Regions from separate parts of the Homo sapiens genome. Here regions 2, 3, 4, 5 and 6 are each linked to region 1. The links are chromatin contacts, found by Hi-C or POLR2A ChIA-PET in ENCODE. All regions are on one chromosome and are shown on one strand. The core of a region is the stretch at or near the end of the contact, and the rest is flanking DNA. Distances in the headings are between cores, read along the strand shown.

What was found. A loop is a pair of places that touch in the nucleus more often than their neighbours do. ChIA-PET counts read pairs that join two places held with the same protein, here RNA polymerase II (POLR2A). Pooled maps may share reads with other maps.
Region 2: a loop to region 1 is called in a map of CD4-positive, alpha-beta T cell, with 6 times the contacts of the local background. The contact joins the promoter of DIPK1A here to the promoter of ZNF644 in region 1. A Hi-C loop is called at or near these places in 3 of 168 maps with a recorded cell type or tissue (CD4-positive, alpha-beta T cell, CD4-positive, alpha-beta memory T cell and naive thymus-derived CD4-positive, alpha-beta T cell), 3 of 37 single-sample maps with no recorded cell type and 14 of 50 pooled maps. POLR2A ChIA-PET finds 5 or more read pairs at or near these places in 1 of 52 experiments (activated CD4-positive, alpha-beta T cell).
Region 3: a loop to region 1 is called in a map with no recorded cell type, with 32 times the contacts of the local background. The contact joins the enhancer-like site here to the promoter of ZNF644 in region 1. A Hi-C loop is called at or near these places in 2 of 37 single-sample maps with no recorded cell type and 7 of 50 pooled maps.
Region 4: a loop to region 1 is called in a map of CD8-positive, alpha-beta T cell, with 2.7 times the contacts of the local background. The contact joins the promoter of GFI1 here to the promoter of ZNF644 in region 1. A Hi-C loop is called at or near these places in 2 of 168 maps with a recorded cell type or tissue (CD8-positive, alpha-beta T cell and naive thymus-derived CD4-positive, alpha-beta T cell), 6 of 37 single-sample maps with no recorded cell type and 11 of 50 pooled maps.
Region 5: a map of CD8-positive, alpha-beta T cell shows a loop between it and region 1 (4-fold over the local background). The contact joins the promoter of RPAP2 here to the promoter of ZNF644 in region 1. A Hi-C loop is called at or near these places in 2 of 168 maps with a recorded cell type or tissue (both CD8-positive, alpha-beta T cell), 2 of 37 single-sample maps with no recorded cell type and 13 of 50 pooled maps.
Region 6: a pooled map shows a loop between it and region 1 (14-fold over the local background). The contact joins the promoter of LRRC8D-DT here to the promoter of ZNF644 in region 1. A Hi-C loop is called at or near these places in 2 of 37 single-sample maps with no recorded cell type and 11 of 50 pooled maps. POLR2A ChIA-PET finds 5 or more read pairs at or near these places in 1 of 52 experiments (T-cell).

What each region holds. Positions count from the first base shown.
Region 1 is chr1:91,020,344-91,024,348 of GRCh38, forward strand. ZNF644 (zinc finger protein 644) reads right to left here and starts at 1,692. Exons shown (of 6, transcript NM_201269.3): 1 at 1,647-1,692. It also overlaps the pseudogene RPL5P6. RefSeq lists enhancers at 949-1,498, 1,499-2,048, 2,049-2,598 and silencers at 1,282-1,351, 1,682-1,911.
Region 2 is chr1:92,959,254-92,963,258 of GRCh38, forward strand. DIPK1A (divergent protein kinase domain 1A) reads right to left here and starts at 2,209. Exons shown (of 5, transcript NM_001006605.5): 1 at 2,123-2,209. The coding sequence starts at 2,176. RefSeq lists silencers at 1,770-2,329, 2,490-2,569.
Region 3 is chr1:92,535,829-92,539,833 of GRCh38, forward strand. All of the region lies in intron 19 of EVI5 (ecotropic viral integration site 5), which reads right to left. Among named protein-coding and RNA genes, the nearest start is that of GFI1, 51 kb to the left of the region's middle. Within about 2 kb of position 2,328, at least 5 of the 41 ENCODE cell types and tissues checked have a DNase peak (open chromatin) inside an H3K27ac peak, as active enhancers do.
Region 4 is chr1:92,485,144-92,489,148 of GRCh38, forward strand. GFI1 (growth factor independent 1 transcriptional repressor) reads right to left here and starts at 1,782. Exons shown (of 7, transcript NM_005263.5): 1 at 1,583-1,782. RefSeq lists silencers at 359-538, 739-788, 1,409-1,518, 1,609-1,818 and enhancers at 366-966, 889-1,038, 1,939-1,988.
Region 5 is chr1:92,296,758-92,300,762 of GRCh38, forward strand. It overlaps RPAP2 (RNA polymerase II associated protein 2), which reads left to right and starts at 2,302. Exons shown (of 13, transcript NM_024813.3): 1 at 2,302-2,389; 2 at 3,437-3,482. The coding sequence starts at 2,317. It overlaps GLMN (glomulin, FKBP associated protein), which reads right to left and starts at 2,230. Exons shown (of 19, transcript NM_053274.3): 1 at 2,168-2,230; 2 at 1,204-1,272; 3 at 647-772. The coding sequence starts at 1,242. RefSeq lists enhancers at 1,328-2,224, 1,796-2,265, 2,486-2,715 and a silencer at 1,727-2,064.
Region 6 is chr1:89,819,734-89,823,738 of GRCh38, forward strand. It overlaps LRRC8D-DT (LRRC8D divergent transcript), which reads right to left and starts at 2,061. Exons shown (of 1, transcript NR_185885.1): 1 at 441-2,061. It overlaps LRRC8D (leucine rich repeat containing 8 VRAC subunit D), which reads left to right and starts at 1,299. Exons shown (of 3, transcript NM_001134479.2): 1 at 1,299-1,558. RefSeq lists silencers at 828-887, 1,328-1,677, 1,778-1,877, 1,968-2,177, 2,049-2,268.

The DNA of each region.
Region 1 (4,005 bases), core at 442-2,941:
CAACCAAGGAATTCTGTTAATTGCCAACACAAAACATTAGGTGTTTCAAAATTTTGTACTTCATGAGTTAATACCAACACAAAGTATGATATAATTGCAGTATAACTTTAATTTGTTAGAAATTGTAAGACTTTTAAAAGCAATACATACCACTGCATTAATACTAATCAAGCTTTATGCTTCACCAATTAAAATGTCTAAGCTAGATTATAGCCTTATTATAAAAACGAGGTTTTTCTTAGCAAGCCTACCAAAATGCAATATTACTGCCATCAAGTTCCCTAGATACTTACACATGCAACTGAAGGCAAACAGCCAGGTTTCCTTTCTTTGAGAAACTTTAGTTGTCTATTTTTTGAAATGTTTTCCTTCTCATGGGACCAAAAAATGTTTACAACTAAAGCAAACTACTGCAGGGAGGGAATACACAATTAAAACAAATCTACCATCCAGATGCAACAAGCGTGGAATTAGGACTGGACAGGATAGTCGGCGGTGTTGTGATACTTCTGTTGAAATTATTAACAAGACAAGACCATCATTCGCCCCCAATTATGTTTATCCCCTCGTTGAGTTTGATGATCACACAAAATCTGAAGTCTAAATATAAACGTTTTTATATTCAAAGTCAATATTCAAGAAAACTTTTCCACTAATGTTGCTAAACCATAGATGGATCCCAACAAGAGTTGTCTGTAGAAGTCTCGTAACAAGTAACCTTTAGCTCCACCACCTAAGTTTCCAATCACTGAGAAGAGTCTGGGACAACTCATCTTCAGGTTCACGGGAGAAGTGGAGCACACCTGCTTTCCTCTGGCAGAGTAACTTCCCAGGGACACAAAGGCCAGAGAATCAGACCTGGAGAGGCAAAAAGCTTTAGCTGGACACCCACCAAGCCCCTGGCAACCCAAACACTTCGAGCGATTTACCTCTTGCTGTTACTTCCCAGGCACCTAGCCGCATAAGATCTTGCAGGACGGGGGGAGGGGAGGGCTATGCGGTCCTGTCCCAAGTAAGGGGAGGGGTGTAGACAGTTAATGCCAGAGCCAGCGTTTCTGGCCACAACCGAGCAGCCTCAACGAGAGGGGTTGGTGACTGCTCTCGGCCCGCCCCGTTACTCAGTGCATTGCAATGGCGACCGCCAGGCTCCCCAAGCCGCCTGATCTCGGCCCCTTCCCCCTACTGCTCACTGGCTGCTCGGCTTCATGTGACTAAACAAAACCCCCAAGTCTAGTGCCCAGCTCAGCCCCTTTGTGTCCGCTACCGGATCCTCCGACGCCGCAGCGGAAAGCCCCCCCCCCATCCCCCCGCCGAGTCCCGCCCCGCGGCGGCGGCCGCCGCTCACCTCAGGCTCCGTGGCCCCCAGCGACCGCCGCGGCCGCCGCCTCCCCGAACCCGGGGCCCGGGCTCCTTGTGTAGCACCAACTCCGCCTCCTCGGCCGCCGCCGCCATCTTAGCCTGTGCGGCAAAATGCGTCCTTTTGGATGGCTGGGACCCAGCCTAGGGCGTAGCTCCCCGGGCCCGAGAGCCGGAGGCCGGGTCCCCCAAGTTCTTCCGCCACCCTCAGTCCCGCCGCTGCCACAGCCCAGAGGCCCGAAACCCACTCGGGTCCCAGCGAATCTGACCAAATAACCCCTGAAACTCACAGTTTGGTGCCGTGTGCGTCAAACCGGGGCGACGTTGGGAGCACGCGGCGTCCCCGCGTCACACGCCGCTCTGTACGCTACTCGGCTCCAGCGGCCCCCCTCCGCTCCCCGCTTTTCGCCTCCAGCCCCGGTTCCCACGGCGCAGGCGCGCTGCTTTCCCGCCTCTGCCGGGCTGCGGGCCGCGGGGGTGGCCAGCGAGGAGCTCCCGGGAAGCTTCGCGCTGGTGGAGCGTCTGGGCCAATTAGACAAACGAGGGCAGCGGAAACAGTGCACCACTGTTCTCGGGTGCCAGAAACCAAACAAGGTCACCTCCCCCAGCGCTGACCTAATCACTCCCAAGGAGGTTCCCGCCCCAAAGTAGGCACGCTCCAAATATGGTGGTGCCCAAACTCTGCAAGACCCAAGCACTAGGCATGCCTAGGCCCTTTAAGGTGGAACAGGCCCAGGTTTGAGTTCCACGATCACGAGCGTGCAAAAATCTCTGTTATTTTCCTCTTGTTGAGGAAAACAGCAATATTTGCCAATCACAACTGTGGAGTAATGGCAGAGGGAAGGTTTTAGGATCTTAAGGGGGCAGATTGTTGGGAGTTGCTTGATGGCCAGGCAAAGCATCAAGTGTGACATCTCAGTTACCCGGACAGCCTGCCCTGAAAGGTGGCCGAGGTTTGCTCCAGTTTGACTCTCTGAGGATACTCTCTCCCTGCATTACTGAAAGTGTCGTGGTTCTACGAATTAAAGTTATATAAGAAGCATGTGAGATGCTGGTTAACCCTTCAGAGAATCAGTCCCTAGAGGGTTCTGGAAATTTTCATTTTTAACAAGACTTCACCACAGGATCCTGGGGCAGAGAAACACTGAGTGGGCTATTCTTTTGTTTTTCGACTGAGCCAACGAGAAACTGCTAACATGTTTAAGATTAACCAAGAGTTCTTGAGAAATCTACTGGTCCCGCCTTAATTATTTGGCTTCTCTGAACCTCTGTTTACTCATTTAAAAATTTAAAAATAAAAAAGTTTTCCTTAGTTGTACAGCTGTCATTACTGTGGCCCTCCAAACCCTCAAGATGTTATTGACATTCGGAAGAATATACCATAACTGCATTTATTTGACAAGAATGAGAAACATTCTCTTTCCTATGGAATGATGCCTTCAGCAACAGCAAACGTAGATTCCAAACAACAAATATTTGACTAAACACATTAATTGCTTCATTACTTAATAGCTAACACTTTTGAGTGCTTACTGTGTACCAGGCATTGTTCTAACTTGCTCGATTTCATTGTAACCCAATGAGACAAAGAGGAGTAAGGTGATTTTCTCGAAGTCATACAGTTCTTTGGGCTCTTTAAAATGCAAATCTCCTGTCTTCATTTACACAAATGTGTAAACAATAAAATATAAATACGTATATATTTGCAGTCAATGGGGGAGGGGTGCTCTTTGGATCATTTCGTTTGCAGAATCCATTAAAATTGGACATTCTCAGTTTACTATTGGACTTACTACAAAATATTATGTACTATGGAAATTCTTACATTATATCACTGTAAAAGCAGTTACTAAGAAAATAACTGTCATTAATGTATACCACTGACTAATGTGCAGACAAATCACACAAGCAAATAGAATCATTCAGAACTCAGCCATGATCAGGAACTTGTCTCACTAATGAAGCTGTTTTTTACACTAGAACTCAGCAACTGAATTGTAATACTGTGGAAGTCATAATAGCAGTAAAAGTAATCATAGTAATTATAATAGTAGAAGTAGTAATAGTTGATGAAACGCTGTACAAAATGGATCTCAAAAGCTTCTATGAATGGCAGAAAATATAATGACAGAAAGCTTGAATAAGGTAATGCGAAAAGAAAAAAAAATACACGTGAGTTCTCTGTCTAGCCGCAGACGTGGGTCTCTGTTCTGCAGGATGGGGTTTGTAAAAGTTATTAAGAATAAGGCCTACTTTAAGAGATATCAAGTGAAATTTAGAAGACGACGAGAGGGTAAAACTGATTACTATGCTCAGAAACACTTGGTGATACAGGATAAAAATGAATACAACATACCCAAATACAGGATGATAGTTCGTGGAACAAACAGAGTATCATTTGTCAGATTGCTTATGCCCGTACAGAGGGGGATATGATAGTCTGCACAGCATATGTACACGAACTGCCAAAATATGGTGTGAAGGTTGACCTGACAAATTATGCTGCAGCGTATTGTACTGGCCTGCTGCTGGACCGCAGGCTTCTCAATAGGTTTGACATGGACAAGATCTATGAAGGCCAAGTGGAGGCAACTGGCGATGACTACAATGTGGTAAGCATTGATGGTCAGCCAGGTGCCTTTACCTGCA
Region 2 (4,005 bases), core at 959-3,458, 1.9 Mb after region 1:
CCAGCCTGGGCAACAGAAGGAGACCCGTCTCTAAATAAATAAATAAATGAATAAATAAATAAATAAGTTTGGTTGGAAGAGGGAGTGGGGGAGGTGAAATGAAATAAAATACTGATGAGGGTGGCTGATGGGCATATGACAGTTCATTATTGTTTTCTGTTTTCTGAAGGTATACAAATTTCCACAGTAAAACACTTTTTTTTTTTTTTTTTTTTTGAGACGGAGTCGCACTCTGTCGCCCAGGCTGGAATGCAGTGGCACGATCACGGCTCACCACAAGCTCTGCCTCCCAAGTTCACGCCATTCTCCTGCCTCAGCCTCCCGAGTAGCTGGGACTACAGGCGCCCGCCACCACGCCCGGCTAATATTTTGTATTTTTAGTAGAGACGGGGTTTCACCGTGTTAGCCAGGATGGTCTCGATCTCCTGACCTCGTGATCCGCCCGCCTCGGCCTCCCAAAGTGCATGAGCCACTGCGCCTGGCCGTTTTTTTGTTTTTGTTTTTGTTTTTAAGAGGCAAGGTCTCACTCTGTTGCCCAGGCTGGAGTGCAGTGGCGTGATCTCAGCTCACTGCAATCTCCGCTCCGGGGCTCAAGCCATACTCCCACTTCAGCCTCCCGGAGTAGCTGGGACCACAGGCACCCAACCAACTTTTTTTTTTTTTTTTTTTTTTTTGTATTTTTAGTAGAGGCGGGGTTTCACAATGTTGCCCAGGCTGGTCTCAAACTCCAGAGCTCAAGGAATCAGCCCGCCTCGGCCTCCCAAGTGCCGGGATTACACGTGTGAGCCATCGCGCCTGGCCGGTAAGCTTTTTTTTAAACTCACATAAAAGATTACACAGAGGTACCTGGCCTGGGTTGAATTCTAGAAGGGGTTGTGACAGTGTTACTCAAGTGCACAATTACTATTGGTGGTGCTTGCTACAAAGACTCAGTTTTATTCGTACACGCTTAATATCATGGGTTGTCAAATCATGCTTCCAATTTGCAATACGTCACTCATTTCAGGGTAATGACTTACACATACAATTTTCAAACAAAAATGTAAGATTTACTTGCCTCATGATGGTTACCTTCTCAACTTTTTTCATAATTTATAAAAGCACCAGCTGACCCCAAATCATCTACCTCTTGGCCTTTTAATGTAAGCGGTAAAGGAATACTGTCCTCTGAATGCAGCGTTGGCTAACACTGCTGACCCACGCAAGGCATTGATTTGTAGTTGTTTTTCCATCGGAGTGATGGATTTGCGCTCAGCTACTCGCGGTGTCTACTAGGTCCCCCTGGTGACCAAACAGTACACTTAGGCAGTAGTAGGGTTCCAAGGCACAGACTGGCAGCGGAACAGAGGGTGGAACGGGAAATCATGAAAAATTAACACGCGAACCGTACACACGACATGACTGAGAATTACGTTTGCATTACTAGGGTATTTGGGATCCACAGACCAGCCACTAGCCCCTTTCCTTTAAAAAGCAAACACCCATCCGCCTGGTTCAGGCTTATCGGTCTCCACCTCCCATTTAAATCTTGGGTGTGATGGAACGACCCAACCAAGGGGCTCGGCACGAGGCACACGCTGCTTTTTGGAGCCTGGGGAAACACTGGTGTGACAAATTGTCATAATTTTCTAAGACACGGAGGAATGCTACACCACCTTTCCTACCACCGACTTAAGACCCAAGACACTGAGTCAAGGGCAACCGACCTGCGGGGGCCCACGGGGGAGGGGGGAAAGCCCCGAAAACACCAGGGAGAAGGCGGCCCGTCGAGCTCCGCCTGGAGCGGCGCAGGGCTGCGGGCAATGCCCGGAGCGCGGGGTCGTACCCAGGTCACGTCTCGGGGCTCTCAGGATGCGAGGGCGTACCCGGGCGGGACGACTCGGGCCCTGGAGCCCGGCTGGCCGCGGCGCGGGAGCCGCGAGGGCCGCGGTGGGGGGCGTCGGCAGAGCCGCTGAGGGGGCTGGGGAGGGCGCGCCGCCAGGTGCCGGACGGCAGGGGGCAGCGGGGTTCGGGCGGGCACAGACCCAGGGAGGGAGGAGGGGAGCGGGCGAGTCCTGCGCGGCGCGGCAGGGCACACGGCCGGGTGCTCCCGCAGCTGGTGGCTGGGCGGCCGCCGGCCTACCTGGAGGTAATAGGGTTTCCTTAGCCAGGCCCCCGGACAGAGACTCCTCGCCATGGTAATCACACATCGCCCCGCCGCGCTGCAGTCAGAGGCGGACCCGAGCGCTGGCGGCCGGGCTCCCCGCCTCCCCCCGCCTCCCCGCCCCCTGCCCGGCCGGGCCCGCCCACTCCCCCGCCCCCGCCGCGGCGCGCGCCGCGCTCCCCTCGGCCCGGCTGCAGTGAAGGCGGCGAGAGGCCAGAGGCCCAGCCTCCTGCCCTGTTCGCCCGCCGGCCGCCGCGGCTGTCAGAGAGGCTGCTGCCGACTCCGCCATAAAGGGGAGTCGCACCTCGCCTCCGCCGACACAAATCGACTGCGCCTGGAGCTTAAAGGGGAGGCGCGCGGAGGCGGGAGGGGGCGCCGCGGCAGCGGGGGTGTCGCACGCTCGGCGCGGATTGGGGCGTGCTTCTCGCTGGCTGATGCGGCGACCCCCGGACCGCGCTGGCCTCGCAGTCTGCTCCGGCTTCCGGCTCCCCGCGCTGCGCCCAGCTGCGCGTCCCGCCACCCGCCCCGGCAGCACCGACGCTCCCCATGGACTCTTCTCCTGGAGTCAGGACGTGTCTGGACGGGTTGTTTGGAAATTCAAGGGAAGCTTGGGGCTCCTTCCCTGGGGACTGGCTCGTCCTCCCTCGCCCTTGGTGGCGGTCGGGGGAAGGGGGTGTCTGCCGCAGCTGGAGACGCAGACCGGGGCATCCCCCCAGGACTGGGCTCAGCTTCGAACGCGGACAGGGCGCCCCACTGCTGAACTCGGTGCCCCCCTTACCACGCTCCAGTTCGCCTCTAACGGCCTACAACTTTTTTTAAAAATGTACTTTTAAAAAATTCCGACTTTTTTGGTTTATATTGTTTTTAAGACAGCTTCAGAGTTTTCCTGGCCCCGTCCAGGAACACTGATTTCAAAAGAAAACAAAAACAAAAACACCGAATTAAATACAGTCCTGAAGGCAGGGAGCCTGGGACGTGGCCTGCTGCTTGGTTAAGGCTACATAACACAGGGTGTGGTGTCTTTCTTTTGACAATGAGTTCCAAATAAGGGAAAAAAGAGCCACCCTAGTGGGAGAACAGCTGTTGATCCAAGTGACTTGTAATGGAAGAAGCAGCTTTTTTTTTTTTTTTTTTTTTTTTGGCTGCTTTTTACCCCACCTACCACGTTTAAGCGTGATGCTAACAAAGTTTAGGTGGCCCGTTAGAGCTCATTCCGGCCTGTTGCTCTGAGAAGGGGTTTCCCCAGAAGCAAACCATTACTCATTCTCACTTGGTTTTTGCATAAGCCTTGTTCAGGTGCCTTGTTCTGAAGAGATACCTTCATGTCTGCCCCTTCCCTCAACCCACACACAGACACAGGTTTTAAACCTAGGTGATTTTTGTTGTGGTGGTTGTTCTTTCTGTTTTTGAGAGGGGTCTTACCATGTTGCCTAGGCTGGACTCAAACTCCTGGGCTGAAGCCATCCTCCCATGTAGCTGGAACTACAGCTACTTGGTCTTATTTTATTGCTTGCAGATAAACCAATTTTTCATTGATTTTGTTTGGGTCAAGAGACAGTAATTTCTGAGTAAGATAAGGATGAATCCTAGTGGTTTCATTCATTCATTTAATAAAGATTTATGAGTACCCAGGCACCATTCAAGTTGTTTCGGTTACATAAACAAAACAGACAAAAATCCTTGCGCTTGTGGATGTGAGAGAGAGGGGCAATAAATAATAAATGTAATCAATAAAATCAAATTGGATAAGAATGCTAATAAAGGTTATGGGGAAAACACCAAGGGAGATGGGGAAGACTACAAATAGAGGAAGTTTGAGGCAAAAGAGGAGTTCAGTTTTGGAGAAGTTCCATTTTAAGGTA
Region 3 (4,005 bases), core at 1,078-3,577, 1.5 Mb after region 1:
AGCAAACCACCATGGCACGTGTATACCTATGTAACAAACCTGCACGTTCTGCACACGTACCCCAGAACTTACAGTATAATAAAAAAAAAGAAAAAGCCCTAGGTACTAATTATTTATCCCACCCTTTTAAATGCTGAAGGAGAACATTAATAAGCAGACAGATGGGAGTACTAACAATACAAGACCCAAATAACATATTCGTTCTTACCTGATGTGGACTGCTTCATCATGTTATGCATTAAGAGACAAAGTATAAAAAGTAAAAACATGTAGAATTTATTTAAATAATATTTAAGACATCTGACACACTCAGCACAAGTTTAATAGTTAACAAAATCTTTTTTTATAACATCTAAATCTACTTTAATGGAATCTTAACTTTGCATTATCAATAAAGAGATCGGATTTTAGAATTTCTCTGTGTGTATTAAACAATGCTGGTCCCCCAAAAACATTTAGTAATGAGAAAAGGAAAGCGATAAGTTATTATACAATTTACAAAGAATAAAGCATAAAAATGCAGTATAGTTAATAAGAAAACAGGAAACTGTCATGTTCATAGTCTGATGAAAGGTTTTGACAGGAAACAGCAGAGTTTCTTACTGTATGATAGTAAAAATTCAAACACTAAAAAAACACTATTTATAAAAGATTACAGCTATTCCACGCAAGTTATCATTGAAATTCTACAGCAGGGATAACCTGTAAAGATGAATATTCTGAAGCCCCAAAGGACTTCATCATCATTAAGGATACATAAGTATTTTTAAATTTTTCATTAGTCTACTTTATTGGCTAAACCAGTAGATATTAAGACAGAAATTTCTTTTGTGAAATAGAGAAGTGTCATGGTTTTAGAGTTTTGTAGTCTTTAAATGTAGGTTCTTTATAAGTGATAAAGAAATCTGTGCCGAGAAAATATGATCACCTGGGCAAGTGTCTGTGTGGCTAGAGGAGACAATGTGCTGTGTGTCTGCTTTCTTTTAGCACATCATAGGACACTGGTAACTTAAAAAATTACAGTTGATTTTTTTTTACACTTGGTTTTAAAGAGACGTAACAAGTTATCCTTCAATTTTAACATTGGGGTAATGGAATTAATAATACAATCTTATAATTATATAATGCTTTACAGTTAAAAGTGCTTTCATGCATATTATTTCAACTTAAAAAAAATTTCCCCTGTGTGTGACTGGAGGTTGCACTGTGCAGACAACTACCACTTTCTGAGATTCAAAAGAATAAGAGGAAGGGCTGCATTGGGTATTTTGAAAGACAATCAATCCACAACAAAGTGGAAAAAAGTCATCCACACACCAAAAAAAACCCCTAACCAAATGAACTTTGATCACTACTAGACAGGGTTTAAACCATTGAAGTGAATCATGTGACACCAAGTGAACTGCAAAACAGTTGCAGTAAGTTTCCAAGACTGAGTCATATCAGATTATAAAAGCTCCTATTCGTACATTTGAGTTTGTATAATTAATCTTTATAAAACAAAGAGCTATAGCTTTTTGAGCTAAATGTAGCATTTCTGTAAGTGATATGTAATATATACAATTTTAAATAACAATGTATTTTACTTTTCATGGAAAGATCTAATAATCACATAGTTTGTATTTCTAAGTTCTAGAGGCTTTACTTTTTTTTCCATCCTCAGAGTTTGGTCAGTAATTTTGTTGGATTCCTTATAGAATACCTTTAATAGTTTTCTGTTTTCAAAATCTAAAATAAATGTAATGGGAGATGATATGCAAAATTTATTCTCAATTATCAGCTTCTTTAAACACTGAATTGTAAACATGACAAAGGTTAGACTAGTAATAACCACACAAACAAAATGATTTCCAGAGAATCAGAACAGGAAATCAGTAAAAGTGATCGACTGGAGGTCATGATTTCTTCATTACTTTATTACACAGACAAGAGCCAAAATTCTAATCTACAGTACTTAAAAAAAAAAAACTAAAAAAAATTCAAGAATTTTATTGAAATAATACTAGGTACATAATGCTGAAAATGTTTTTGGTTTTAAGCTAAGTAAATCATAAAAAATATAAAATTTAGAATGAAAAAATTGTAGATTTCATGTAAAACTGTATATAATGCAATAGTTAAAGCTGACGTTTTTAGAAGGAAAAAACATGCACCCACATTAATAAGTAAAAAAGGTAGAAAGGAAAGGAAAGTTTGGAATAGAAGAAACTTACAACTGCACACTTTTTACCTGAGAAGAAGAGAGGGGGAGTCATTTACAGAGAATTCTTAGTCTTTCTACAGTGCATACTTAGATGTATTCAGTATTGTGGGCAAACAAAATGAAACTGCCACTGAATGTCTTCTTCCTGGCAGCTGACACATCTTGATAAAATTGAAACCATTAACATTATTTAGAAGGTACTCTAAGGTCAACGCTGATGAGGCTACGAATATGTGAGGTTCTATGTAAATTTATGACCAATTACAGGAAATAAATCACTTCACACTTGTTTCACTCTGAACTTTTAAAGCTACATCAAAGTACCATGTAGATTTCCTTTGATTTAACCTTCAGCAAAATGAAGCATTTAAAAATTCAAACCTTTAGCAAAACACCCTCATGAAAATGAAGTACTTCTTTTCTATTTGGATTGGATTCTGTTCAGAGGAAATTCTTGTTCTCTAAAGCTATATCATGTGTTTTTTCAGTCCATCAATCAATTAACCAAATATGCACCTAGTGTTTAGGTGACAAGTGTTGTGATGCTGGAAAGGCAAAGACAAATGACAAGGCTCCTGCCCTCAGTTAAAAATCTGAAGGGCAAGACAAAAAAACTAAACAGCTGATTCCAAGGTGGCACACTGTTAAGTAAACCCACAGGAGAAGCAATACACTGGCTAGAAGGGAGAATTCTTAGGGAAGGAGGAAGATGATGATGTTCGAGTTGGGTCTGTAAGGATGAGCAGAGGTGGAGGGAGGAGAAATCAGGCACAGGTGGCATGGGGAAAAGCCTAAGGCCAGAGAATGTATTATGTGTTAGGAAACTGCAAGTGGTTTGGTGTGGCTGGATATAGGTCTCAAAATGAGAGGTGAGAGATGAAACTTGAAAGAAAGCTGGGGCTAAACTATGAAGAATCTTATGCCATGTTAAAGAATTAGAACTTATCACGAAGGTTATGGGTGAGTCACTGAGGCAGTGGAGTAGTGTCATTAGATTTTATCTAATCCTTTATAATATCACACTGTGACTACATAAGTATTTTGTGGTATAGCTGGAACAATAAGAGCACTTATTTAGCCCTTACTATGTCCCAGGCTCTGTTTTAAGTGCTTTTCCAGCATTAATTTACTTAATTCCCCCAATATCTCCCACAAGATAATTGAGGGATGGAGGAAAACTTTTTTTTAGGTGTCAAATCACTCAAGAAATCTGAAAAAATCTTGAACCCGGCCGGGCGCAGTGGCTCACGCCTATAATCCCAACACTTTGGGAGGCCGAGGCGGGCGGATCACGAGGTCAGGAGATGGAGACCATCCTGGCTAACACTGGTGAAACCCCGTCTCTACTAAAAATATAAAAAATTAGCCGGGTGTAGTGGCGGGCGCCTGTAGTCCCAGCTACTTGGGAGGGTGAGGCTGGAGGATGGCGGGAACCCGGGAGGCGGAACTAGTAGTGAGACGAGATCATGCCACTGTGCTGCAGCCTGGGCGACAGAGCTAGACTCCATCTCAAAAAAAAAAAAAAAAAAAAAAAATCTTGAACCCATTCTCCCAAAGATCCGCCTATGTTTATACATAAAATATTTGTAAATACTTTAATAGACCCCATCCATGGGCCCCAGGTTAGGAAACTGTCCAGAAGAGAAAGACTATGAATTTTTAAAATGACCTTGAGATATAACTTGCCTTCCATACAATTTACCCATTTAGAGTGTACAATTTGATGGCTTTTAGTATATGCATAGAGTTGTGCAACCATCACCACAACCAATCCTAGAATATTTTTATCATGCCATAAATAA
Region 4 (4,005 bases), core at 532-3,031, 1.5 Mb after region 1:
GGGGCTCCCGCGAAGTTTCCCGCTACCCAAGCGCCAGAATGCCCCTAGGGGTGAGAGTGCCATCCGCCTCCCTCCGGGGTGGCTCCTAGGGCTAGAGCTTTGTCGCTTCCTGCACTTCTCGTCCGTACAATTAGACGCCACAAACCCCAAACCCAATTCTTTAAACAGCCACGAAACTCGGAAGAAAAGAAAAACGGAGTGGCGTTGTCCCGAGGGTCCCGCTGCAGCTTGGACCCACGTTGGCTGGGAGCGGGACAGATGGGGGCGGGGTAACTGTCAGCGCCGGAGCTGGGTCTGGGCTGGCGCCACCAGAGACCAGGCGGACGCGGAGGCCGCCTCCCCACCCGGGCTGTAAGCCCACGCCTCTCTCGCACCCCGGCCCGCTTTGCTGGTTCCTGTGGGGAGCGACAGAGTTTGGAGGAGATAGGGGCCCCGGGGCCTGGGCCGAGCGCGTGGGAAGGCAACCCCGCGCTGCAGCTGGCGCGGGAGGTGGGGCGGCCCCTCCGCGCGCTCAGGCCTCTCCTCACCGTCCGGGCCCAGGAAGGAGGGAGCCGAGGGCGCTAAGGGGGCGTCCTCCCGAGCGCAGCTGCCGCCGCCTCCCCACCAGATGTTTCCTTCCCTGGTGGATTTGGCTCCCCTGCCGAACCACCAGACCGCCTGCTGCGCGCCCCCAGCTCCAGATTTCCAGTCACACTGCGCGGGTCGCGCCCTAACCCAGCTGCCGGAGCTCTCTGGGCTCCCGCACGGCGGTCCGCAGCAGGTGGGAAACCGCCCGCGCCCTCTGATCGCCCCCGCAGTGCCAGTGCTCTGCGAGTCCCCGCGGCCGCCCCCACCAGGGCAGGAGGCGCAGAACAGGCTCGGCGGACCTACCTGCGGAGTCACGGCGCGGGCACCGCGCTAGGAGAGTTTTCAAACGGAATCTTGCTTTCGGGAGAGACCGCTCTATCTCTCTGACTTAAAAAAAAAAAAAATTCTCCTTCCGAGCTCAGCCCCCAAAACCACAAGCTTCACTTCCTGAGCGTTACTGAGTCGCTCGCATAGCCCTCCCAGACCTGCTCCCAACCCCCGTCGGGCGGCCGGGCGCGCTCCTTTGCGCAAGTGGCCAGGCGGTGGGGGGCCTGGCCTTTCCAGCCCGTCCCGCGCGCCCCTTAGTAGTCCTCCCAGTTCTCTCCCTGTGGGTCGGCAGGGGATGGGGGAAATTGGAGGTCCGGACACTTAGGCACTAGAAATGACTTGAAAGAAAATGAACTATTCTTGGCTCCAGGGAGACTTCCGCAGCGAGAGAAGCCACAGATTGAGGACACAGATTGACTGGCGAGAGAGGGGTGGGGGGCGCCCCGCTCCGAGGACCCTCCCCGCCCCTCAGGCCTCGGTCACCCGCCCCCCCCACCCCCGACCCCGCCGCCTCCTAGGGCTGCACCACCCCCGGGTCGGGACCGTGAATCACCGGCCCGCGGTGCCGCCGGCCTGGAGCCCGGCGAGTGGCCACGGCGTCCGCAGAGCGAAACCTGCCCCGCAGGCCCCGAAATAGCTTGTTGTGGAAACACTTGGGGATAAATACGCCCAACGAGGCTGAAAATACCTTGACACCCAATCCGAGAGGTTTGCTCATTTCCCTTCGGATTTAGGTAATGGTTAAATTTGGAAGAGGTGGGCGAGCGCCGAGCCCCCGGCGGAGAGGGCCCTGGCGGCGCGTCCCGCGGGCGCCCGGCGGGACCGGTGGGCGCACCCTCCCTGCGCGGAGCTCGCCGGCTCTCGACCGGGTCCGCTCAGCCTTCGACTAATTTCCGGTGGTCGGAGCTGCAAAATTAAAGGCCGCGCGGGGGCAGCGCCGGCGGCTGCTAGGCTGACTCCGCCCTGCCGGGGCAAGCCAGGGAGAGCGGGACCTCGCACGCGGGCTCTGCCACCGCCTGAGGTCATACCCAGGCACTGGGTGTTGGCGGGAGCAGTAAAGCGCCATAAAAGCACCACTTGGATGACTATTGCAAAGTAAGCCTTCTTCGCTCGGATTCTATGTTTCATGAGGGTAGGCACTGGATCTTCATCTTTATGTCCTAGGCGGGCTCTTAACAAAAGGCTGTGGACTGAGTAAATGAATGAGTGGGGTTAATTAACTAATTAATTATATTAATAGAACAGGGGGAAAAAACTTAAAACCTAACTCATAGATACATGAACAAATGCAGCAACCTCCAACGCTAGACTGTATGCCATGACCCATAGTGTGTGGCCTGCTGTGTATACTCAAAGCCTACACCCTTTGCTCATTGGAGTGGATGGATGTTGTAGTCATGTTACTTTTCAAAATGAATTGACTTGGATTTTGATCACAACTTCGTGCACAATAGGCCTCCAATGTCAGACATGCACAAGGAGAAGAGAGTGGTGCTCCCCAGTTCTTGCAAAATAACTACCATGTTCTAGGTTAATCTTAAATTGTTATGGGGGGGGAAGCCCTTAAAGCTCTTTTTCTAGAAACAGTTTTTAAATTATTCTTATTTTGCACTGTAAATTTAAAATTTTGCAGGGAATATTTGGTTAGTATAGCAGTGCTTCGAGCATGTATTAATAAATTATACGTTTTGTTAAGCAATGACCTGTGCCCCTATTGTATGCCAGGCGCTGGGCAAATCTTGTCTGCCTAGCTGTCCTCCTTCATTTGCTCAACACATCCCTTCTTTATATATAAATGCAGAGGCAAGCAATTTTGGTCAGAAAGGAAAATTAAGGACATTTTGTTAATATTTTATTTCTTGTGTGCTTTGTCCTGGCCTAAGGTATAAAAATCTCACAGTAGTGCAAAAACAAATCTTTCCCTTATTCCCTTCTCTCCTACTCGATAGCAGAAAAAAACAAATTTTTAGAATAAAATTATAAATGGGACAAAATAAAATTTCTTATCAACCAAGTTCTAGAGAAATGGTTGGACTATTTCCTTTGCATATTAGCAAGTTCAAAGTCAAAATTTCTCGAAAAGGTGCTGTGACTATTTTATAGTTTAGTTGAGTGTTGCTGTTTGAAGTCTCAGAAAACTTGAGGGAGCCCATGAAGGGGGCAGATAAGCACCTTGAGCAGTGAGCAGTATCACCTTAGAATAAATCCCTTTCATTCAGATTTAGTCTAGTCATTTTGCTTTTCATTTGCCCTTCACAGACTCTTGGGATTTCTGAGTTTGAAAAAGAAAACTGAGAACTGGAACAGGGACACGCAGAAAGGAGCAGGTGGGAGGGAGATGGCACTGAATTTCCCTTTATGTCTTTTACATGTTGAACCATGTGTATGTAGTACTAACTCAAATAAATAAATACACATTTAAAAAGTATTTAACAAGTATTCAACACGTTTAAAAAGTATTTAACAATACTTTTTAACAACACAACACTCCCGGGTGTATAGTGTTGAAGTGTGACTCCCACACTTGGGGAAGAATAGGAGAAAGGTAAGAAGAGGGGAACCCAGAGAGGTTAAGAACCTTGCCAAGGACAGTGAAGAGCTAGGACTAGAAATAACGATACAATGAACCCATCTCTGACTTCCTGCTACTCCAAACTACCTCTTGCTTCTATTAAACTAAGGGCAAAGAGAATAAGCCACCCCTCCATGAACATTTTTAGAAGCTACAAATACTCCCTCTCCCTCCATATATTCCTTTGGAATTGAAATAGATCTAATGGTAAGCAAAATGTATACCTGAGGCACAATTTTCTATAAATAGGGTCTTTCCAAAGGAATAATTTTACATTTACTGCCTTTTCAATAATTTGAAACTAATTGTTTCAAATATTTAGAAACTAATTGTTTCTAAATAGCAATAATAATGTATCTGTCGATGCCAAATAACAACTGACCTTCTCATACCACAAACATTTCCAAGCCTTGGCCAGTAGCCCATTTATTTCAAGCAGCCTCTCATAGATCAGAATTTCCCTACAACAGAAGATTTGAGACATTAAAAAAAAAAAAGTGGAGATGGAGTCTCGTTATGTTGCCTAGGCTGGTCTCAAA
Region 5 (4,005 bases), core at 1,052-3,551, 1.3 Mb after region 1:
TTGTAACTGGATGATACTGGCTAGTATAATGACATATCGTTTTCCTCCTGTTCTGATTCTATGCACATAAAATACTGTTTTAATTAAAATTTGGTTTTCCATACACATTTGGCTGGAGGAGAATGGGCTGATCACCCAAAATGAATATTTAGCCTGCTTGATATGTATATTTCTCATTGTAAATTAATGACTCAAACACCATTTTTGGACTCCCTAAACCAGAAGTAATTCTGTTTCTTCTAAAAACTCTTTACTTCAACTATAGCAATTATTTATTTTGCCTCATTATTGTTAGTTGTTTACATGTTTATGTTTGACCAGATGGTAAAAACCTTCAAGTATATGACTGTTTCTTTTCTTTTTTTTTTTTTTTTTTCTGAGACAGGGTCTTACTCTGTTGCCCAGGCTGGTCTCAAACTCCTGGGCTCAAGTGATCTGCCTGCCTTGGCCTCCCATAACGCTGTGATTACGAACGTGAGCCACTGCGCCTGGCCTAAATATTTCTAATTCTTTTTTTGTTTTCAGTTCCCTACTGTGAAAATTTAAGTAGATTCTTAAATGTTTGATGGATAAATGACTGGATGAATAGCATCATGTGATTATTCTCTTCCCAAGACTGAAAAGTAAACACCAAGATTGTACGCACCTTATTCTTTTCATTTTGAATAATTTCTAATAGCTGGTCTGTGTGCCCTTCTTCTATGCATCTTTGCCCAGCTAACTGAAATAGGCCAAAATCCTCTTCTTTAAAGTCTTGCTCTTCTAGGATTTGCTGGCAAAAAAAAAAAAAACCCAAAAAACAAACAAAAAAAAGTATATGCAAATAAAAATTAAATACAATAACTTCTTGATTTATCTATGAAAAAAGGAAATCTGTTTAAATTCTAGATAAATGTAACGTAAATAACACACGTATCAAAATTAGGATTACCCTAATAAATACTTTAATAAGTGACCTTGAAATCTACTGTACCAGTGAAATCTATGAAAAGGATCAGGATTAAAATGTAAAAGGTTATTTAGATAAGTATGTCACCTGGAGAAATAATCCAATCTGCCTCCCCCACTCATGCTCTTTACAGGTCAAAAAAAGCAAGGATTAAAGAAGATAAACAATTTGAGTGACCACAAATATAATTAAAAACAATCTGTGCCCTTCCCATATTTTGAAAGGTATTTAATTTTACAAAAATTAATACTTACACATCTCTTTATTATAGACTGAAGTTCCTCTACAGCCATTCTTATTTCTCCTAGTTTCGATGCTAAAATCTACAAATACAAAACACACTGTTAACTATCCGTGATATTACACTTAAGTATTCAAAAGTTATGTTTCAGTGTGATAAATTATTAGTAAATACAATAAAGAAAATGGAAAGTTTTTGTTGTTGTGTTTTTTGGTCCAATAGCATGCTAGGAGAAAATGTAAAGTTTTAAAGTTGAAATGTTATTACTGAATCTTAGTATGTTTGCCTAAGAAAATAAAGTGTTTTTTTAGAAGCCCTTATTGCATGTTTTAAGTTTTCTAGGAGCATAGTTTTGAAAGCTACTTTGAAGGAAAAAAAAACAAAAAAAACCTCTCGAGCACTCCCAAGAGGCGAGGCATATACGAACTAAAGGGCTTTTAAAAAGCAAAGCACTTCTTTTCTGAAAAAAAATTTCCAAAAGGTGGACCTGAAATCAAAATTCTAATCATCAGGGGATTTTTCATTTTTAATGTCTCACCTCACAAAAATTGGGGTGCAACACAAGCTTATCTATAGGGGGTGAAGATTCAGATGCCCTCCATTCCATTTCTCTCTAGGAGTTGCAGTCCCCAAAGTGATCAATCCAGCTAGTGAAATCACTGTATCACACGGAGACAAGACAACGGCGGCCTTCAGGAGGAGACCATCGCTTCTCCTGGCGGCAAGGCTCGGCCCCAAGCCCTCAGTAGGGGCGCGAGTCAGCCCGGTCCTCAGGGCAGCGCGCTGGAAGGCGAGTGAACACCCCAGCGCGCGTGCGGGCTGCATCAGAGGAAGCCATGTCTTCCGATTCCTGCTCGCCTAGGTGGGCAGGCTCCACCACCTCGCGTGGCCTAGTCGGCCCGCAGCACCAAGTCCGCCGCGGCTCACGGCCAACCGCGAGCCCTGGCCACCCTGAACCTCTCCACAACTCCACTTACCGGCCAGAACCCTCGCCTCTCCCAGCCGCCGCCACCTCCTCCGGCGTCTTAGCCCGCTCTTCTGGCCCCGCCCCGCGCTACGCGTAGGGAGGCGGGGCCTCGGGGCGAGACGCCGGAGCGTGTCCCCGTCCGGCAGACTACTCTCCCCCATGGCGGACTTCGCTGGGCCGTCTTCTGCCGGCCGCAAGGCCGGGGCTCCCCGCTGCTCTCGAAAAGCCGCAGGTAGGAGCAAGGATCTCTTCCCACTTTTGGACCCTGAAAGCTGGGCCCCGATCTCGAGTTATAGACCGCAGCGCGCGGGCGCTCCTGAAAGGCTGCTTCAGGGGAGGGGTTCTCCCAGGTAGAGTAGGCCGAAAGCTTCCCACCGCCGTCCGCACCTCCTGGGAAAGATTTCCTGGCCGCCCCTCACCCCTTTACGCCAGTGTTCCAAGATTTCCCTCACGCGGACTGTGGCCCCAGCCTCTGAGACAAAGGACAGTGGAGGCCCCGGGAACCCAGGCCTGGGGTCCCCGGGTTTCGGGGCAAGTGACTAGGGCAGCGTTGGCAGCTGGCCTTGAACCTAGGACCGGTCCTCCTTTCCAGATTGCTTGGGTGCCCAGTTCTTTAAGGTGCCGGACTCCCCTCTTCCCCCAGAGAGGACGTTTGGCAGACGGAGAGAGGTTTCCCCTAAAAGTACCCAGATCTCAGATTTTCAGGAGTGGTTAATTAAGCAACTATGATACAGAAGAAAATTCAATCCCCAAAGAGATACATTTTAACCAAGAAAAATTAGACAGTAATCAATTTGCAAAAACAAATTGCTCTCCCTTCCTATTTCATTTTGATTTACACACGATTGGACATAAAATATGTGGAAAAGAAGAAAAGGTGGTCTACAGTTTGTTATTTGTGTAGGAATCTATCTTGTACCTAATGTGTTTGTGTAGACCTGACCTACTGCCACCATGTGTAGCTTAACTGCGGGGATGCATTTTGAGAAATAAGTTGTTAGTCGATTTCATCCTTGTGTGACCATCATCGAGTGCACTTACACAAACCTAGATGGTACAGCCTACTTACACACTAGGCTATATGGTACAGCCTATTGCTCCCAGGCTACAAACCTGCACAGCATGTTACTGTACTAAGTACTGTAGGCAACTGTATATCTAAACATAGAAAAGGTACAGTAAAAATACAGTATTTTAATCTTATGAGACCGCTGTCTGTATGCTGTCCGTCGTTTACGGAAATGTCATTATGTAGCACATGACTGTATTTTTATTGTAGGTACTAAACAGACAAGTACTTTGAAACAAGAAGATGCTTCTAAAAGGTATGACAGCTACATGGACAACTACATTGGCATATCTACTTATCTTGTATTACTTGTACCAATTTTAAAACAATAATGGTTACCTTTTTTTTTTTAGAGAAAATTATCATGAGAGGGAAGGGAAAGATCTGGGAAGGCCTATAAATTCTCACATAGACTGTTACATTCCTCTACTCCAGGCTTTAAGAAAACCAAACTAAGCACTCAGACTGCTAGTGAAGGAATGAGTGTCTGTAGAAGGTGTTTGTTTTTCACCGCTTCAGGTACACTCTCCTTTTATTGCTTTATATGCCAGAGACTCACTCTCCAAGTTTCGCTGTCACTCCAAGAAACCTTTTCTGTTCTTTGTTACATCAAGTCCAGATTTTCATTAAAAAGCTGTCTTGTACTAGTTCTGGTTCTAAAAAGGCAAGATATTACCACATATCACACAGAGTTTCTAGAAGAGGAGTAGAATGTGAAGGGGATTAAAAGCATATGTAGCTATGATTTTTATTTTGTGAAGACTCACTAATCTTATATT
Region 6 (4,005 bases), core at 811-3,310, 1.2 Mb before region 1:
GGCAAGGAGGGTCGGGGAAGGAAAGTGAGAGCAAAAGGGCCGAGGGCTCAGAATCTGGTGGCATCTTGTAACGGGTCTCGGGCAGTCCCTTGAGTGTATTCTGGACCTCTCTGTTCATGTTCCTGTTTGGGCTGCTCTTCTTCACGTCCAATGCCTGAGGGCCAAGTGCTCACCATCCAAGGGTCAATTCTATCAGCTCCTCTCTGAATCCTTTTCTGAAACCCTGGACAATCATTCTCTTTAATGTCTCACTGTCTCTGAACCGACACCTTCCTGAGTACCTGTAACATTTGTGCAGCATGCTTATTAAGAATATTTAGATGCTGGGTAAACGTTGATTGAACATTTGCTGACATGGAGAGATATTGGTAGAAGACAGATTAGACTTCCGATGGTTTACAGAAACACATGGATTCAGATAAAAGAAGATATGAAAGCACTGGGTTGAACCACATATTTTATTACAACCAAATAACTCCAAATATCCCGCCTTAATTTATTTATTGGCCCCTGCCTCTGCTCACCCACAAAAAAGACTGCAAATGAACCCCGATCCTACAACAACAACAACAAAAAACGGTGACATTATCGGGCTGCAAAACCCTCTTAGCATAGAATAATCTTTTCATCTGCCTCTTTCAGATGTAACATATTTTTGACGAAAAGAATGGGATGAAAACGGCGGGCTCAGATAAAAACAAGAACCGACTTTCCAATACAGCTTCAATAACAGACGGAACACATGAAGCTGAGAAACTCTCCATGCCAAGTAGTAGTTGTGTGTGCCCCAAAGCTCAGATAAGTACTTCTCCTTAGAGTTGGAAGGCACTTAAGTGACTTTTTAACGTAATTCAACTCCCCACCCCCAGCGCCAAGTCTTAATATCAGAGTTTTAGTCGACGGGACAGCCTCCTTCGCCCAGGACGGGTGAAGGCTCCTGACCATGCCTCGCAGCTAACTGGCAGCTGCGCCTGCCCGGCACCGAGCCCTGCCCAGGTGGACGCTTGCGAGAGCATTACGGCGATGGTTATGTAGGCTGCCGTTCTTCCCCTCCCAAGCACCTGCTCCGCATCTAGCAGTCGCTCGCCGCCAGTCTCCAACCCCGGGTCCCCTCCCTCGCCACACAGACCCCGTCCGGTCAGGCGCTGCAGGGCCACCGGAGAAAGCGCTCGCAATCACATGGAGGCCCGGGCCCGCCCCATTGGCTGCGGCCGGGCCAGTCGCGGCACTCGCCGGCTGCGGTTGGTCCCAGAGCTGCAGCGCCTGCACGGGCCCGGAGTCCATGTTACGCTTTGTCTAATTCCCCTCGTTACAGAGTCATGTGCTGCTGCTCCCGTCGCCGCTGCTGCCGCTGCCGCTGCCGCCGCCCGTGGTGCCCCGGCTCCTCCGCCGCGCTTCGAGGTGGCAGCCGCGGGCGGGGCCGCGGGAGCAGGGTCCAGGGTGCAGCGCGCCTTCGCCGCCCCGGCGCGTCCCGGTGCAGCCGCCGCCCGCCGCGGGTGATGCCGCCACCTCCGGCCTCAGCATAAGCCGTGGCTTGGCGGCCGAGCTGCACCCCAAGGTTGGTGCGCACCTCTCCCGGCAGGGGCCGGGGGCTGCGAGGGAAGGCGACGCGCAGGTGGAGCCGCGCCGAGCCGGAGCGCGCAACCCTGGCGCAGGCGCCGCGGCCCGAGCTGCGGTTGCGGCCGGGAACTCATTCGGGGACGTCCGGGGGTCGGGAGGAGGTGGCGGCGAGCGGAGTGGGCTCCCGTTTGCTGCCGCCAGGGCCTGGGAGATTGTTCCGCTTTCTGCAGTCTGAGCGTCGGCCGCTTCGGCCCCGGGCGGCCGGCCCTGCGGGAGGGGAGTGCGGCTTCCTGGCTCCTGAACCCCTCGCGCGCGCTCCCTTCTCTCACCTCCCTCCGCCCTATCGGAAAGGCGGGGAGAGCCGGTTTCGGCTCTGCTGGTTCCTCCCGGAGGTGGGTGTTTGGTGTCTGGCCTTGCTGGCCCGGCGTCCAAAGGTGAGCCCTTTAACTTCTCCAGAATCGCCTCCCCTCCGCTTCCTTCCTGTGCAGGGTGGGCTGCGCTGGGAGCCCGGCGGGCGGGGGCGGGGAGGTGAAGGCCCGCGCCCCGCCCCCCGCGCCTGTGGGAGGGAGCTGGGGGCCCGCAGGTGCACCCAGCCGTCCGCGGGCCGTCTCCGGGTTGGGTACCGGTATAATCCGCTTCTAGCTTGTTTGGAGGCGTGGGCTCTTGGGAGCGGGACTTCTGCTCAAATCCTGTCCAGGGGCTTGAAAAGGAGGAGAATTGGGGGTGGTTGCCGGGAGGACCAGCACCTCCAGTTACTGGAGGGTTGATAGGGGCCTTCTCCTTTCCGTCACCCTTTACTAGGGGGTATCCCTTGCAGATAAATGAGATTTTTTGATTTCTTAAAAAGCCAGCTGCAGTGAAGAAGAACTGCTGCAGGTCGAGGGGAAGAGAGGTAGGTCCTTGCTGGAGAGGGAGAGGTGGGCTGTGAGGTTCCAGGAGCACGCACTTGGGGTGTGTGTGGCCGAAAGTATGGAGGTAGGGTTGTGGGAAGGAAACAGCCGAGATGAGAGGGAGGGCGCACTCAGGATGTAGGCGGAGAGATGGGGAATAGGTACTGGGGAGTCCTAGCGGAATGTGGGGCCCAGCTGGAGCCGCTTGGCTTATATTTGGCTCCTCGTTGCCTCGCAGATTTCCTGCTCTTGGATCTTCAAAAATATTTTTTTGTTGGACAAAGAAAACTCTGAGGACATATTTTGGAAGAGCTGATTTCTGGAAACTTTCCTTGGCAGCTTTGATAGTAAAATTCCGTACAGGCAGCGTTTATTGAGCACCTATTACGTGGTTTGTACCGGACTTTGGAAGAGTCTGGACAGGCAGGGAATCCCCGTTTGCAGTAATGATGAGGGCTGTCTACCTTATAAACAAATAAGGGGCCCCTCCCAGTGCCAAGAATGAGAGTGATCAGACCTTCCTCGCCATAGCATCTGGGACCTCTGCTTCTTACAGACCTGTGGGAAGAACCCTGCACCATATCCTGTAAATGGGGTCCTCAGGCAGCATTTATTTTTGCAGTCCAAAAATAGTGACCAAACACCTACTGTCAGCTAGGCGAGAGTTGGGGTTCTTGCTTCATCTGTCTTGACACCAACTAACTAAATCCCTGTTAAAATCCAAGTGCAAGATGGGGAGGAATCTGAGATGAAAATTAGGTGGTTAAAACAGGGGTCACGAAAAGTTGATTTGGGGTGTTTGGTCTCTGTAGGTTACTTATGGAGCCCCCCATAAAATGATTAGGTAATCTATGGAGCCAGGGAAAAATTCCAAAATCTTGAATTGGCACAGTTTATTTATATATTTGAACACTATGTTAGATTTGTCTCGTTTTTATTGAGAGTGTATGTGTGCGTGTTGATTAAAACCTAACAGATTAGAAGGTTGGAGAGGAAACTGTCCTTAGATGACCCAGCCTTCCATTACCATGTGGAGTAGCATATGATGCAACACTTAAAGTATTGAGCCATATTCATATCATTTTCTCCCTGCTGTGTTTTCCAGCATTTAAAAAACATGGTCAAAACTTGGCCCTTTTTTTCTCAAAATCGCTAAAGTTTAATGGAAAGAAAAAAGAAAAAAACTAGGCCCCTTTTCCCTTAATTTTTATATTATGCAGCATTTTTAAAAATTAATTTTAGAAAATTCTGATGTGTTTGTCATGTCCAAATAGTTAAATTGTTTTGGTAGCTATAGTTTGGAAATTAGACTCGATTCTGTTCTCAGTACTGTAGACAAAATAGCTATTAAAGTCAAAAGTTTGTCAAAACTTTGTAATCATGATTATTATGTTGTTGAAGTGGTAGCTTGTAAGAGATTTCAGTTATTTTTAATTGGAGCTGGTGTTTGACATTCTAAGAAACACCAGTTAATATTTGTTGAGTGCCAGCAGGAAGCAGAGAACTGGAGTGGGTGCTGTGGGATCTTAACAAGGCAGGAGAGGATTCTCGTAGT